Linked DNA regions of Homo sapiens: region 2 is linked to region 1. A link is an interaction called in ENCODE POLR2A ChIA-PET data of the cell type or tissue named here. Cell type or tissue: B cell. All regions are shown on one strand. Each heading gives the region's core, and the rest is flanking DNA. Links, peaks and the distances in the headings are about the cores only. Region 1 overlaps LMBR1 (limb development membrane protein 1). Region 2 has its middle 26 kb from the start of NOM1.

Region 1 (2,918 bases), core at 92-2,591:
CATGTTAATGCTCATAAAGGTCCACCAACATACAAGACAGCTCCCAGAATTAGTCCTGCCTGCCTCCGTCCACTCTCTAGATCTATTCACTAAATTCAGTATCATCAGAGGCAGGAGATGATAGGGAGAACAAGCAGGACAAGAGTTCTTAAATACGGAGATGAACAGAGAATTCAAAGACGAACAAACATTTGAGAAAAGCCAACACCGTGAGAGGCCCCAAACTCGGTGTATTACTCAAAGAGTTAGTAGACAAAAAATATTTCAAGGAGACTTTTAATATATTATCTAGGGGATTTTCTTTAACAGAAAAACTTAAGGATATCTAGTCCTCAGTATTGCCAGAAATGCATGCTGCTGAGTCATTCTACACCATTCAGAGCTGGTTACCACTTTTAGAAGCAAGCTAGTATTATAGTGTGATGCTGTAAAAAAAAAAAAAACAGAAAAAAACCCAAAATAACAAAAAATAAACAAAATACAACAAGAAGAGTGATAATTACGAAGGTATTATCTGACAAAAAAGACTTTCATTTCTGAAGCAAATTCTACACATACACTTTGATGATGAAGTTGATGAGCTGACATGGCCTGATCTCTTACACCATTGAAGGAGCTGTCTTCTTTCTTTCCTGTTATGGGTAAGAGCAGTGTCTAGAAGGGATAGGAATGTTTTCATGCACTACCTGTACATGAGTCCTAATGAAACTGCATAGCGGCAAATAAAACTAGAAAGTCAAGCTCAGCTGAATTTAAAAATAGATTATTCAAATAAAAAAATTTAACAAGGATGCTGGGTACAAGGATTAATATATTTAAAAAAATCAATAAATACCAGCAACAAACTGAAAATCAATTATAATAGCAAGACAGCCTAAGGTATGTTGAAATAAATCTAACGAATGATATTTAAAGCCTTTATGGAAACAATAATGGAAACAAAAAATCTTATTGAAAGATGTTGGTTGGACACAGTGGCTCATGCCTATAATCCCAGCACTTTGGGAGGCTGAGGTGGGAGAATCGCAGGAGGCCAGGAGTTCGAGACTAGCCTGGGCAACATAGCGAGGCCCTGTCTCTACAAAATACAAAATAAAAAAAATTAACTGAGCCTGGTTGGTGCATGCCTGTAGTCCCAGCTTCTCGGGAGGCAAAGGTGGGAGGATTGCTTGAGCCCAGGAGTTTGAAGCTGCAGTGAGCCATGATTGTACCACTGCACTTCACTTTTGGTGATAAAGGAAGACCCTGTCTCAAAAAAAGAAAGATGTTGAAGAAAACCTAAATAAATTGATAGATATTCTGTGTTCATAATTTTTAGAGTTTTTGCAATTCTAATAAAAATTCTGCAAAGTTTTCTTATAGAATGTGACAAGCAGGTAGTAAAAATTTAATGGAAGTGCAGAAAGCCAAGAATAGCCGGAGCAATTTTGAAGAACTAGGTGATGGAACTTCCTCTATCAAATATTACAAGATAGGCAAAGAAACTGAATAGACATCCAAAGTCTATCCAAAGAAGATACACAAATGGCCAATAAGCACATAAAAAGATTATCACCATCACTAATCACTAGGGAAATGCAGATCAAAACTACAATGAGGCTAGGCCCAGTGGCTCATTCCTGTAATCCCTCCATTTTGGGAAGCTGAGGCAGGAGGATCACTTGAGGCCAAGAGTTTGAGACCAGCCCGGCCAATATGGCAAAACCCTGTCTCTAGTAAAAATACAAAAATTAGCTGGGCATGGTGGCGTGTGCCTGTAATCCCAGCTACTTGGGTAGCTGAGGCGGGAGAATCGCTTGAACCTGGGAGGTGGAGGTTTCAGGGAGCCGAGATTGTACCACTGCACTCCAGCCTGGATGACAAAGTGAGACCCTGTTTCAAAAACAAACAAACAAACAAACAAACAAAACTGCAATGAGATACCTCCTAGTAGGATGACTACTAGCCAAACCCAGAAAACAGCAAGCATTGGTAAGGATGTGGAGGAATTGGGAATATTGTGCATTGTTGGTGGAAAGGTAAAACGGAAGAGCTGGTGTGGAAAACAATATGACGATTTGTTAAAAAATTAAAAATGGAATTACCATCTGATCCAGCAATTCCACTTCTGGATATACATCTAAAAGAATTGAAGGCAGGAACTCCAACACATACATGTACACCCATGTTCATAGCAGCATTATTCACAATACCTAAATGGTGGAAGCAATCCAACTGTGTATGATGAATAATGAGTAAACCACACGTGATATATCCATACAATGAAGTATTATTCAGCCCTAAAGAAGGAAATTATGACACATGCTACAACGTGGATGAACCTTGCTAAGTTAAACAGTCCAGTCACAAAAGGACAAATTCTATATGATTCTCCTTAAATGAGATACCTATAGCATTGTCAAAGTTGTAGAAACAGAAAGTAGCATAGTGGTTGCCAGGGATTGTGTATTGGGGGGGAAGTTATTGTTTAATGGGTACAGAGTTTCAGTTGGTGAATATGAAAAGCATTCTGGAGATGGGTGGTGGTGATGGTACCATAACAGTGTGAATGTAGTAATGCCACTGAACTGTACACTTAAAAATGGTTACGATGGTGAACTTTATGTTATGCATATTTCACCACAATTTTAAAAAACGCAAATGGATGATAAACATGGCAGTGTTTTGTGGTTACCTGTGGGTAGGTTGGTGCAGAAGGTTGACTTGGTTGGGAGGATGGTCATGGTAATGTTTGTTCTAGTTGGGTAGTATATCCATGGGTATTTAATAGACATGTAAAGCTAAATAGTAAACTTTTATTTTAAAATAGAAAGGGAAAAGGGTGATTTGTATCCCTTGATGATCAGCTCACATTAGCTAAACAGAGGCTGATACATAAAACCAAATGCCAACTTGCTGATTTTCAATGGAAAAATATA
Region 2 (2,918 bases), core at 241-2,740, 140 kb before region 1:
CCTGACCTCGTGATCCGCCCGCCTCAGCCTCCCAAAGTGCTGGGATTACAGGCGTGAGCCACCGTGCCCGGCCAACTCATTTTATTGCTTAACTTTTTATTATGAAAATGTTACAACATACAAAAGTAGAGAGAATCATGTAATTAGCCCCCACATACCCACCACTCAGCTTAACCAATGTTCAATCCATCCAGCTTCATCCGCACCCCACCCATCCCTCCATCTTTCCCTTTCCTGTTGGATTATTTTGGAGTGAAATCTCTGACACAGAATTTTTTCCCAGAAATAGTTCAGTATGCTACAGATATATGTTGTCGTGACTTTTTTTTTATTGTGGTAATGTACATAATATGAAATTTACCATTTTAACCATTTCAAGTGTATAGTTCAGTGACATCAAATCCATTCTTACTGCTGAGCAATCATCACCACCATTGGTCTCTAGAGCTGTTTTCATCCTGACAACCAAAATGAGCGACTGAGGCATAAGTCTCAGATCATCGGGGTTACTGAGCCAGCTGAGGGCACTCCCAGGAAGAATACCCACCACAGACACATCTGTGGCTGTTTCTTCCAAAGAGGTTCTCAGGAGTATTTCTATAGTTTCCTTAAAAGGTGGGGGGTGGCAATGAGACAAATGATTATATACTTGGGAGACTGTAGTTAGTGCCAAGTAAATCTACATTTCACGCAACATAAGGCAAACATTTGAAGAAAAGGAAGGGCCCAGGGAGGGGTGAAGGAACAATTGATCTCATCTTGTCTTTGTTCTGTACCTGGGCAGATCAGTAATCAACCCACGAAGTTGGGGAGGAGCCTTTTGAAAGGATCCGTTTCTTTCAGCCCTTAGTGAAGAGAGCCTAAGGCCGGGAAGTGAGGGAGAGGGACCAATTCCCAACCCGTCATGGCGTCCAAGTCTTCTCCCCTTCGCCAACACAAGGTCTGTTCAGTCAGCTGGGGGCTTTTTTTTTTTTTTTTTTTTGAGTCGGAGTCTCGCTCTGTCACCCAGCCTGGAGTGCAGTGGCACGATCTCAGCTCACTGCAACCTCTACCTCCTGGGTTCAAGCAATTCTCCTGCCTCAGACTCCCAAGTAGCTGGGATTATAGGTGCCTGCCACAACGCCCAGCTAATTTTTGTATTTTTAGTAGAGACGGGGTTTCACCATGTTGGTCAGGCTGGTCTTGAACTCCTGACCTTGGGTGATCCACCCGCCTTGGCCTCCCAAAGTGCTGGGATTACAGGTGTGAGCCACCGTGCCCGGCCCTATTTTTGTTTCTCAATCTTCTCCATTGAAATTGTCCCCATGTGTAGAGCGCCTTGACATAAGTGACTCCATCTTAGAAAAAGACTCCATCTTACATTTCAAAAGGCACTTTGCCAACAGGGACCAGATATTGTGCCTGATCGATAAAGTCTGCATCCAACCAGATAAGGATGTAACCAAGCACACTCTTCCACTAGCATCCTTGCCAGTGGGCTCCGTGGCCATGAACGAGCGTGACGTAACCAGCTAGACACAGCCATCTCGACAGACCCGGTCTTGCTGTCACTCATGATCACCTGGCGTCGGCCCCAAAGGCTCTGCCACATTAAAGACTTCCGTGCAAGACCACAGCTGCCTGACGCAGACCAGACCAGGCTCTGCCACATTAAAGACTTCCGTGCAAGACCACAGCTGCCTGACGCAGACCAGACCAGGAGATTCTTTCTGTCTTCATTACTGTTTCTGGGCTGGTTTGTGAACCTCCACATTTTTTTTTTTTTTTTTTTTTTTGAGATGGAGTCTCGTTCTGTTGCCCAGGCTGAAATGCAGTGGTGTGATCTTGGCTCACAGCAACCTCTGCCTCCCGGGTTCAAGTGATTCTCTGCCTCAGCCTCCCGAGTAGCTGGGATTACAGGCACCCACCACTATGCCTGGCTAATTTTTGTATTTTTAGTAAAGACGGGGTTTCACCATGTTGGCCAGGCTGGTCTCGAACTCCTGACCTCAGGTGATCCACCTGCCCCGGCCTCCCAAAGTGCTGGGATTACAGGTGTGAGCCACCACGCCTGGCCTGTTAACCCTTTCTTCTATCTCCTTTCTCCTGCTGTTAAATGTTACTTTGTCATGGAATGTTCATCTAGAGCATTTATGCGTTGATTAAGCACACTGCCATTTGGAGGGCTGCTGCTCTGGTCTCCATTTCTGGTTAGTGACCCTGGCCTGTTTTTCTAGTCTCCCACTTTCTGCAGTATCTTCACTTCTTGGTGCCAATTTAGCAGAATCCATTCATTCTTTAGATGGCAGCACATGGTTAAAGAGCAGACAACAGAGGCGGCACTCGAATGTGGATGTGTGCCTGCCCCTTAGAATAGTGGCTTATTAGATAACATCTGAAAAGTCATGGCCGGGCACGGTGGCTCATGCCTGTAATCCCAGCACTTCAGGAGGCCAAGGCAGGCGGATCACCTGAGGTCAGGAGTTCAAGACCAGCCTGGCCAACATGGCGCAATCCTGTCTCTACTAAATATAGAAAATTAGCCAGGCATGGTGGCAGGCACCTGCAATTCCAGCTACTCAGGAAGCTGAGGCAGGAGAATTGCTTGAACCCAGGAGGGAGAGGTTGCAGTGAGCTGAGATCATGCCATTGTACTTCAGTCTGGACAACAGAGTGAGACTCCATCTCAAAAAAAAAAAGAAAGAAAAAAAAAGAAAGAAAAAGAAAAGAAAAGAAAAAGAAAAAAAAAAGAAGGAAAAGTCACAACTGCTAACACAGGTAGTGTCGTTTATCCATGGTGCCATCTTTGTAATCACCTCATCCTATGTAAAATGTAGACTTACTGAGCACTGACAACAGTCTTGCAAGGGGATGAAATGTGTGCACTTGCAGGTTTACCGAATGTGAAATCAGAGGAAGAAGCAGCAGAGGAGTTTTTC

The links. Peaks named below come from ENCODE experiments on the same cell type or tissue, not always from the same donor. Only the 100,000 strongest peaks of a DNase experiment are listed, where the experiment ranks them.
Region 2: POLR2A ChIA-PET joins it to region 1 with 12 read pairs; 1 of 35 experiments calls an interaction of 5 or more read pairs at or near these places.

What each region holds. Positions count from the first base shown.
Region 1 is chr7:156,781,524-156,784,441 of GRCh38, reverse strand. The region is part of intron 5 of LMBR1 (limb development membrane protein 1); the gene reads left to right. Among named protein-coding and RNA genes, the nearest start is that of LMBR1, 110 kb to the left of the region's middle. RefSeq lists an enhancer at 239-288. In B cell, for the core only: no CTCF peak of the experiment used is centred there; no DNase peak of the experiment used is centred there; H3K27ac peaks cover 472 bases.
Region 2 is chr7:156,922,020-156,924,937 of GRCh38, reverse strand. No RefSeq gene overlaps it. Among named protein-coding and RNA genes, the nearest start is that of NOM1, 26 kb to the left of the region's middle. In B cell, for the core only: no CTCF peak of the experiment used is centred there; a DNase peak (open chromatin) is centred at 1,577.